Linked DNA regions of Homo sapiens: region 2 is linked to region 1. A link is a contact called in ENCODE Hi-C or POLR2A ChIA-PET data. All regions are on one chromosome and are shown on one strand. The core of a region is the stretch at or near the end of the contact, and the rest is flanking DNA. Distances in the headings are between cores, read along the strand shown. Region 1 has its middle 69 kb from the start of MIR6817. Region 2 holds the start of GRK3 (G protein-coupled receptor kinase 3).

Region 1 (4,901 bases), core at 1,618-4,117:
GGGAGGCCGGGGGCACTTCTCAGGTGGTGAGAACATGAGGCTGCTCTGGCCTGACCTCAGGGACTCAAAATACTTGGGCGATACATTCTACCGCATCCCACCCCTGCAGGTACCCCGTACTTACACACACACTGGTTCAGATGCAGACACTCTTGCGCACATACCCACTCACATGGGCACATACATGTGCACACATAATCACATGCACACACGCATACAAATATCCGCTCACATGCACACACGCAGGCGTGCGCACGCACACACAGGCTCACATCCTCCCACTCCCACACTCAGTTGCTCAGACACACACACACCTGGCTCTCACACAAACCCGCCGGGCTCTGAAACGCTCCAGCCCTTCCTGTGCTTGTCAGAAGCCAGTCGAGGGCTTCCTAAGTCGCCGCACAGAGCAAAGAGGTGAACTCAGCCACCATGGCACTCTGCTTCCCGAGCTCCCAAACACCGGCCTTGGTGAGGACAGACCCTCACCCCGCACTCTCATTCCCACTACCCTGGGCAGGCCCAGATGAGGGGCATCTGCAGGGTCTGGCAACCAACCCCTCCCAGCCTGGCTCCTGCAGCCAGCGCCGTGGGAGTCGGGGGAGGTGACTGCGCAGGGCAACAGCAAGTTGGTGGCCCCAGGACTAGGGCCCAGGGGTCTTCAGTCCTACTCCAGAGCTTGGGCAGTATCCCACAGGGCATGGCCAAGGGAAGGGCTTCCAGAGCCCTGACTTCAGGGAGGAGGGCGGGTGGGCTCCTGTGGCAGACCTGAGTGCCCAGCCGCCCACTTCTGGGACTTTCTAACTTAGAAGATCTAGGTCAGGCTGGGTGCAGTGGCTCACACTTGTAATCTCAGCACTTTGGGAGGCCGAGGCCGGTGGATCATTTGAGGTTAGGAGTTTGAGACCAGCCTGGCCAACATGGTGAAACCCCATCTCTACTAAAAATATAAAAATTAGCCAGGCATGGTGGCAGGCACCTGTAATGCCAGCTACTCCAGAGGCTGAAACAGGAGAATCCCTTGAACCGGGGAAATGGAGGTTGCAGTGAGCTAAGATCGCGCCACTGCACTCCAGTCTGGGTGACAGAACGAAGCTCCGTCTCAAAAAATTAGCCGGGCGCAGTGGTGGGCGCCTGTAATCCCAGCTACTTGGGAGGCTGAGCAGGAGAATCACTTGAACCCCGGAGGCGGAGGTTGCAGTGAGCCGAGATGGTGCCACTGCGCTCCAGCTTGCATGACAGAAGGGAGACTCTGCCTCAAAAAAAAAAAAAAAAAAAAAAAAAGCCCAGGCATGGTGTCTCACACCTGTAATGCCAACACTTTGGGAGGCCAAGGCGAGTGGATCACCTGAGGTCAGGAGTTTGAAAGCAGCCTGGGCAACATGGTGAAACCCCGTCTCTACTAAAAATACAAAAATTAGCCAGGTGTGGTGGCACATGCCTGTAATCCCAGCTACTCGGGAGGCTGAGGCAGGAGAATCACTTGAACCTCGGAGGCAGAGGCTGCTGTGAGCCAAGATCACACCACTACACTCTAGCCTAGGCGACAGAGCAGGACTCTGTCCCAAACCAACTTGGATTATGAAAAGCTTTTCTTAGGATCCCAAGAGTGGAGGAGCTCAGGGGCAGACAAAACGGAGGCTGGCTGCAGAAGGTGGAGAGTGGGACCTTCGGGGGTAGGTGGGGAGAGAGAAAGCCTGGAGCTGCACCCCCAAGGTCTGTGCATGTCACATGCTGCAGAATAACACCACTTCTTCCAGCTTGGCCCCCACCTGCCCTCTCCCAGCCCAGCCACCCAGACAGCACCCCACTCCCCACACACACCTTACATCTCCCCACCTCACACTCACCAGCTCAGGCTCCCAATGCAAACTGGAACCTGCCCTTGGCCTCTCAGCTCAGCCACCCCCATTCCTGTTGGCCCCTGGCCCCCCATCCAACTCTCTCTCATCTTAACACACACATTCACACACTCAAACTCACATACACACACACACACATACATACACACACACACACACACACACACACACACACACACACACACAGCCCGGAGGAAAACCATAATTAACTGAAGTCCAGGCAAGTTTCCCGAGCAGGGACCACATTTCAAAGGTGAGGGAAGCAGGCGAACAGGAAACATACTGGGGGCACGCTTGGGGGTGAAGCAGGAAATAAGAAATCACTCGCAAAAGATAAAAAGAAAAGAGGTAGCTGGTTTTAGACACCTCTGAGCACACAGAACAGGACAGGTGCCTCCTGGTCTTCACTCAACAGGGAGATGGGCCAGACAGGTCCCTGGTGCTCCACTGCAGAGCTGGGGGCCATGGCCCTGACACCAAGGCCCTGGGGCAGGCGGGGAGGCAGCTGTTCTCCTGCCTGTGCTCTGGGCACGGCCCAGCCCCACAAGGGAACTGGCCCAGGGCTCTGCCTGGCTACTCTGGGAAGTCCTGGGAGACAAGCAAAGGACTTGCTGGGTCACTCCAAATGGCCCAGATGTGTTGGTGACATCAGGTATCAGGTTAGGCACAACTCCGCTTACCCGGCCTCATCTGTAACCTGCCCTCTCTTCCCAACCAGTAAAGGATGCCTAGGTAGAGGGGGACAAGGCCTGGAGCATAATTACCATTATAAAGGCTCTGAGAAGTCCTGCAGTGAGGAAACCTAGTTCACTTTCTCTCCCCCAGGATTTCCCAACTGCACCTGATCACAGAACATTTTTTCGTTTCAACTCAGGAAACACATTTTGAAAAACACTGGCCTAGAGGCAGAAGTGAAATGGAAAACACCAAAGTAAAACTGAAGAGGAGGCGCTGGGCAGAGAACGGTCGGAGGCGCCCTGAATCCTGGACCTGTGGAGATCCCCAGCTCTGCATGCTTCCCTCCCTGGGCCCAGACCGCCTCCCCCATTTCCTGGATAAGAAGGCTAATGCGCACCAGGGTGAAGGGCTTGCCTGGGCCACACTCCCGGGCTCACCCCACACCAATCATGCTCCTGCGAGAGCCAGTGACTTTCTTGATTTGGCTACTGTGGAATTGCTTTCAACTAACCACCCCAGATACAAATGACAAATGACCGGATATAAAGGACCCATGGGTCTCTGTGATACGGCTTCATGCAGCCAGCACAGCTACTAACATGCAGAACGAGAATGACCCCAGGCAAGTCCTCGCCTCCCAGACCCAGAACCCCACGGAGCCCACCAGGGCTGGTTCACAAGCACTGTCTGGGTCAGGCAGAGATTCCAGCAAAGGGAGGAAACATTCGTGCACTGGAGCCAGTTACCAGAAGCAAATCGCCTTTTCCAAAACCCAGGCTGTTAATGGAGTCCACTGATGACCAGAGTCAGGGTCTAGCTATGGAATACTGCACAGCAGAGATCTTCCTGAGAGAAAGTGTTTCTCCCTGAAAGCCACGTGTCCTCTACAATGTTTTAATTGGGCGAACATCTATATCTCATTGCAGTGGCCATGCACGTGCTGACAAGGGGCTGGGGGCAGGGTAGGGAGCAGAAGCTCAGGGGCCTGGTAGGGAAGGAAACAGGCCACCAGGGCTCCCCAGAAGGCATGTGTCTCTCTCGCTAACACACACATATACACACACACGTGCACACACATTCTGCAAGCCCTGAGTTAGCAACTGCGGAATGTGACCAGGTCAGTGATCCCAGGACAAGCTGCTAGGGAATATGACATTTGATTGATGTCTGCAAATGTGCATTTTCATTAATTAGAAGTTTTAGGGCAGAGCAGAGAAAAATATGTATTTCAGGGTCCCAGTTTGACCTGCCAGAAACAAGCCTGTTACTGACATTCTTATTTTCAACAAAATACAGCATTCTGATTATATACCATCTTGGTTCCACGCCTCCTGCCTTGCCAAGCCCCCGGAAGTGGCCCAAGGCCATGGCAAAGAGTGAAAGAAACAGTCCTGGGGTGGAGACTGACTCAGGGGTGTCAGTCAGTGGGGGACTGATGGCTGGTGGGAGGCCAGCAGTGATCATCCTCTCCTTGGGACAGTTAGGTAGCGCTCCCCCAGGGTCACGTGGCCACTCAGGTTTGTATGGGAGGCGACAGGAGTGGCAGACCCCAGGAGAGTGGCTCCGATGTCACAGTCCCCTCCAGGCCTCAGTGTCCTCACCCATTAATGAGCAGGCTGAGGTCTGGGATGACAAGGAGGGCTTGCACTTACTGAAACGCACAGGAGGCTGTTCGCTGATTTCTTTTATTGATGGAAGAAAACACTTTTATACGTAGCAATTAAGAGGCAGGCACTGGAACCACCGTCTGCCGATTCCTAGTTTTGCCTGCATGAAATTGAGCAAGTTAATTGACCTCCCCCAGCCTCAGTTTCTTCATCTATAAAATGAGGGTAGTGATGGCCCCCAGCTCACAGGGCAACTGGAAGGATTAAAAAAATCAAACATCTCTTAGAGCCCGCCTAGCACACTGTGATACACTACAAATGTTAGCTATTTTTATCTATGAAGTCTAGATTTTATATCTTGGGCGTTCTAAAGCAGGATATATTTATTTAAAAACAAGGATTTTCATTAAACACATACCCCACAGAAAGCAACCCCATGGAGACTGCTCTTAATTCAGGCCAGTATCGAAACGACCCTAACTACAAACTTTATACAGGTGTCTTGGCTGTCCTTCAAATCCAACTAAGGTGGTACTTCTCAAGTACTGTGCACATGTGTGTGTGCATGCACACGTGTGGGAAGGCGGGGCTCACAGATCCCTCAAGTACCCCATCCCCGCAGTCTCAAGTCACGAAGCGACAGACGGAGCAGCCAAGGAAGGTCTGTGCCCCGCTGGACTCTGGTGAAGCCGTCAACTCTACCTCTGCGCCATGTCCTGCAGACTGGGCTACCTTTTGGGTGGGGACCAGCATT
Region 2 (4,901 bases), core at 669-3,168, 180 kb after region 1:
CAGCCTCCCAAAGTGCTGGGATTACAGGTGTGAGCCCCACGCCCGACAAGGTGCATTTTTATGTGCTTTTTCTCCTCTGTCTTCTCAACAACCCTGGGGTAAAAGGCCTCATTTCCACTTTTCCTATGAGAACAATAAAGTAGAAAGAGGTAAAAGACTGCCTCTAAGATCACCCAGCACAGAGCAGGGATTTGATTTCAGGTGTGTCTTGTTCCAAACTTAATATACTGTGCTGCTGGGGGAAAACAAAGAGCAAAAGGTTCTTAACTGAAGTCAAAGACGACCAAGAAAATGTAGGCAGATGTCAGGTCTGATCATGTGGATGCTCAAATGATAAACAGACACATTGAGAGAAATTGTATTAATTAAATCATAAAAATATGTTCCGCTTTTTGGGGAATTTACTCCTCCTCCTGGGGTGACCCTTGACAAGACATTCTGTCTTCCTGTTTTTAAGCAAAAAAAAAAAAAAAAAGTGGGTAGAAGATGAAAGTTTGATATTTCGCTCATGCATAGCTTTGTCTCCTTAATATATTTTGTGCTTGCCTGTCATTTCAGCTTTCTGCTGGCAGACGAAGCTCCTTCAACTGCCATTCCTACTTCTGACACTCCTCTTGTCCTTTTCAGGACAACTTTATGCCTATTGTGCCTTGGGTCTTGAGAAGCATGTGGTAAAACTGGCCAGTGGTGATGGCAGGCATAGCAGGGAATCAGATTGAGGGGGGCTGTGGCGTGGGAGAGAAAACAAAAGAGGGAAACAGGCTATTTGATGACAGAATCAGGCTGCTTCTGCAATGACATTACATGAAATATCTGAAATTTGACCTTAACTGTATCTGGTGGGTCCCGTTAACCCTGTAAGTTATGGACAGAACGTTCACTCAAATTCTAGCAACGTCTAGGCTCATGGAAATACGTGACCAATTCAGGTGAATGAAAGGGATTTTAAAACATTAATTTCCAGCTTAGGTCTTCCTAAGACTGCCTGCGTGTCCCTTACCACCACTCCAGCCTGAGTGTCACATGGATCCTGAATGCGGACTTGTGTGCACACTGTAGAAAAATAAGCAACTGAAAACCCCAGGCATCGGGGTGGAGTGATGATGAAAGACACCGAGACCGAAGATCAGGAAGCTGGAAATTCCCCCCAGCTTCGGTGTTTGGGCTGTATCTCGCTTTTCCACTTCCCTAAATCACCCTCGTGGTGCGAGTGTGCTCGCAGCAGATGCTCCCTAATTGTCTCTTGTATTGACCGTAAAACCCTAACGACAGGAATACTCTCTCTCCTTCTATTTCTCAACACCATTTCAACACCCAAACTAAAACCTCTCACCTGAGTGTAAGGGAGTGGTGACCTTCTTAAGCGGAGAGCTCTTCCATCAGAGGGCTCCCTAAGGGCATCTCTGTTCCTAGCCGGGGAGCCGTCACCCCACTTTGTTCTGCTTAGCCTAAGACACGCAACTTTTTCCAGCTTTTACTCTTCGCTGAATTCTCACGGTGGGGTTGGGGGGATGTTCAGGCTCAGGAGCGAGGTTGGGGGCCCGGCCCGCTGGGCGCTGTTCACCGGTAGCCCGGACCAGAGCAGGAGTTTCATCATTACCTGCTGGGATAGGTGGGACACATGTATTTCCGGGGCCACCCCAGACCTCCCGGAGGATGCTGATTGACACTGTCCAGTTTGAGAACTACTGTGTCCAGGGAGCAGAGGCCTCCCCATAACCCCTTGGGTTGTGGACGTCTGGCCCAGGGCTTCTCTGGGTGAGCGGGGCGGGCATCAGAGCGCGTGGAACCTGGGGCGGGAGGTCGGGGCAGTGAAGGAGGAGGAGAAGGAGGAGGCGGAGACCGAGGGGGAGGGAGGGGAGGAGGAAGAGGAGGAGGAGTCCCTCGTGGCCACCCCGAGGGGAGGGCGACCGTAGAGACTTGGTCGGGAGGCGCCGGCCCAGCGAGGCCGCTGGGACTGTGCACTGAGGGGCGCTGACCGTTGGACGCGCGCTCCCCGCAGACCCTCGCTGAAGGAGCAGGGGGCGGCGCGCGTGCGCGGGGCGCCGGGCGGCGCGCGAGGGGGCGGAGCGGGGAGGCGTGCTGCGACCCCGGCCGGCTACAGCCTGCGGCGCGCGCAGAGCGCTAGTGGGGCGCGCGGCGCGCGCGCGGGGCGGGGGCGCGCGGAGGGGGGGGCTGCCCCGGGGCGGCCCCCCCAGGTCGGGGCGCGGCGGGCGGCGGCGGCGGGCGCGCGTCCCGTCCAGGTCCGGAGTAACCGCCGCCGCCGCCGCCAAAGCTCGCCAACATGGCGGACCTGGAGGCTGTGCTGGCCGATGTCAGTTACCTGATGGCCATGGAGAAGAGCAAGGCGACCCCGGCCGCCCGCGCCAGCAAGAGGATCGTCCTGCCGGAGCCCAGGTACCAGCTGCCCCGGCCGGCGCCGGCCCCAAGCCGCCGCCCCCTGCGGCCGCCAGCTACCCCCTGCTTCCTGGAGGGTCGGGCGCTGAGCCTCCGCTGCCCCGGGGCGGGTGACACAGCGGAGCGGGCGATGCGGGGCCGGCCTCGTCGTTCCAGTCTCTGAAATGGGGCATCGGAGGGCCGGTGGGGGGCACCCCGGGAGAGAGCGCTCCAAAGTGCCCGGCGCGGCGCCCTGCGCGCAGCGAGCGCCCCAGCCAGGGTCTGGTTATGACTTGGCTGGACCAGCTCCATCCCTGTCGCCCCCTCCCCCCAGCCCTGTCCTGTCCTGCCCTGTCCCATCCCCGTGGTTCTTCCTGTTGCATTGGTGTAGTCCCCGTTGGCTCCTTGCCTGTCACTGCTTTGCGCTCCATCCTGGTCGCTCCTTCTTCCCGGGCTCATTGGTCCCCCTTTCCAACTCCATCCTCTCACCTCCCTCTGGGCCGCTTACCTGGGGACTGCAGGCTTGTTGCTTATTGTCCGAGGTAGTTAAACTGCTGTTTTCAGTACTTGCTCTTCTTGAAGTCTATTAAGTCTAGTCACCTTCTTCGGCTTCTCTTCTATTTTGTCCCCGGGCAGGATTTTGACCCACTCAGTATTCTTTTTGGTGCCAAGTGTGTCACCTGAGCTGCTTTCCTCAACTTGTAGATCTACTGGTGGCACTTTATTAAAAAATTGAAACAGGAGTCACTTAAAAAGACACTTGAATGGGTGATTCCAGACAGGAATTTGTTGTTAAATTATCAAAGGAGGGCCCGATTGAATTGGCGAGGGGCTCGGTGAGGTGCATACCAAGTTGCAATTTTCTCTCAAATGATTTATTATTAAGGTACTAGTAAAATTTTTTCTAGTTCATATCATTAGCACTTCCCCAGAAAAAATAGTTTGTCTGGTTAATAGTGAGTTTTAAATAACGTATCAAGGCTTCAGTGATGGATTTTTTTTTCTCTAGCTCCTTTCCTAATTAACACCATCATGAGTTGTACAGCTAATGTGATTCCTTGATGCTAAATAGCTCTTGGAATTGATGCTCAAAAGAGGCATCTTGTTTATGGTGAATTTGAAACCATGCAATTCTGTAAAATATTGGAATCTAAACCAAAGTTATTGTCCATTTGAAATCATCAGTCCTTCAAGCGTTAGGCGCCCAAGATTGCTTAAATGTTACCTAATGCTAAGTGATCATCATCTGATTTTTTTTACAAGTCATCCATGAGCCCTATGATACAGAAAATACCAGTCCCCTTGTTATTTGTTGTGAAAAGCTAAATTGTGCAAATGAAGACATGCTTGCTAGGTATTTTGAGCTTGCTTTTCCTCCTTAGCCCATGCCTCTTGTTGGTTTTGCAGGATGTGCTACTCTTTGATAGACAATGCCAAGTAGTGAAAATGAGGGAAAAGTGCAAACCTTTCTGCAATGTCGTGAGTTTAACACCCCTATTCCAGAGTGTAGCATATCTGAAGCTAATTGAAAAAAATCAATGCTGCTTAAAATTTCCGGCAAATGGGAAACTTACTTAGAGAACAAGAACGCCTACATCAAACCTAAATTTCACCAAAAAAACTGTACATTTCTAATGTGGTAGAAAAAGGCTTAATTCCTCTTTTGTCTTGCCTTTCCTAGTGTCCCTCCACCACCCAAAGGCAGGGAGTCCTAAATATGTAGTATTTCTATATACAAAATTGATAAATCTCAACTCATGGGCAGTTTTTTTTTTGGGGGGGGCTAGTATATAATATTAATAAAGTTAGGAACTTCTGTTCAGTTTTTTTTTTCTTGGTGTTTGGAACTTAATGTGACTTCTGCTTTTTTAGTGTCCCTCTTAAGAACGTACTTATGCACTTAGGGTGTTCACTTCCTTGTATGAATGCCTTTGTTTTTCAGTGGTATTCTTTGGTAATGCTTTCTTTTAAGGCAGAGTAAGTGACAGCCAGCATTATTTCTCATGACATTTGAAAATTGAGAAATACCAACCAGAGAGTAATTTTAGGAAACAGCCCTTCAGTAATTGTTACTCTGTTGCTCTTTTTAAAATAGACTCTCGAATTGGGCCATTGGAACCTCCTCCTGAGATTCTAATTTGTTTTCTACTTATCTTAGTGGCTTTGGCTTTAGTTTTGTAATGTAGCTATTTACATAGTAACAGTCACTCCTTGTGCTGTGTTAGGATTCTGTTACATTGAGATTATCAGGTATAACATCTTGCAAAATTCTCTCTACCACTGGATGGCAGTTAGTGGCCTACCTATTTGATTTGGAGGTTGGGGGTTGGGGAATTTCTAGATCCTGTAAAAAAGTTAATTGCATGTTAAAATGCCCCAGCCTAATGACTTAAATAGCTGGTATGACTTCACACTATTGGTAAAAGGGATACGGGTCAAATGTTTTCTGATAAGTTTCTATTTCAGCTTCATTATAGAGGAAGCCATGTGATCACCAGTTTTTGGTATTCTTGAAAGAGATGTTC

What was found. A loop is a pair of places that touch in the nucleus more often than their neighbours do. ChIA-PET counts read pairs that join two places held with the same protein, here RNA polymerase II (POLR2A). Pooled maps may share reads with other maps.
Region 2: a pooled map shows a loop between it and region 1 (2.2-fold over the local background). The contact joins the promoter of GRK3 here to the enhancer-like site in region 1. A Hi-C loop is called at or near these places in 1 of 37 single-sample maps with no recorded cell type and 2 of 50 pooled maps. POLR2A ChIA-PET finds 5 or more read pairs at or near these places in 4 of 52 experiments (A673, GM10248, OCI-LY7 and 1 more).

The regions. Positions count from the first base shown.
Region 1 is chr22:25,383,817-25,388,717 of GRCh38, forward strand. It overlaps the pseudogene LRP5L. Among named protein-coding and RNA genes, the nearest start is that of MIR6817, 69 kb to the right of the region's middle. RefSeq lists enhancers at 1-24, 1,881-2,857. Within about 2 kb of position 2,868, at least 2 of the 41 ENCODE cell types and tissues checked have a DNase peak (open chromatin) inside an H3K27ac peak, as active enhancers do; they include OCI-LY7, where a contact is called at or near this core.
Region 2 is chr22:25,562,757-25,567,657 of GRCh38, forward strand. GRK3 (G protein-coupled receptor kinase 3) reads left to right here and starts at 1,919. Exons shown (of 21, transcript NM_005160.4): 1 at 1,919-2,397. The coding sequence starts at 2,285. GRK3-AS1 (GRK3 antisense RNA 1) reads right to left here and starts at 2,660. Exons shown (of 4, transcript NR_183564.1): 1 at 2,324-2,660; 2 at 1,334-1,603; 3 at 547-725. RefSeq lists silencers at 1,845-1,944, 2,255-2,504 and enhancers at 2,616-3,131, 4,414-4,593.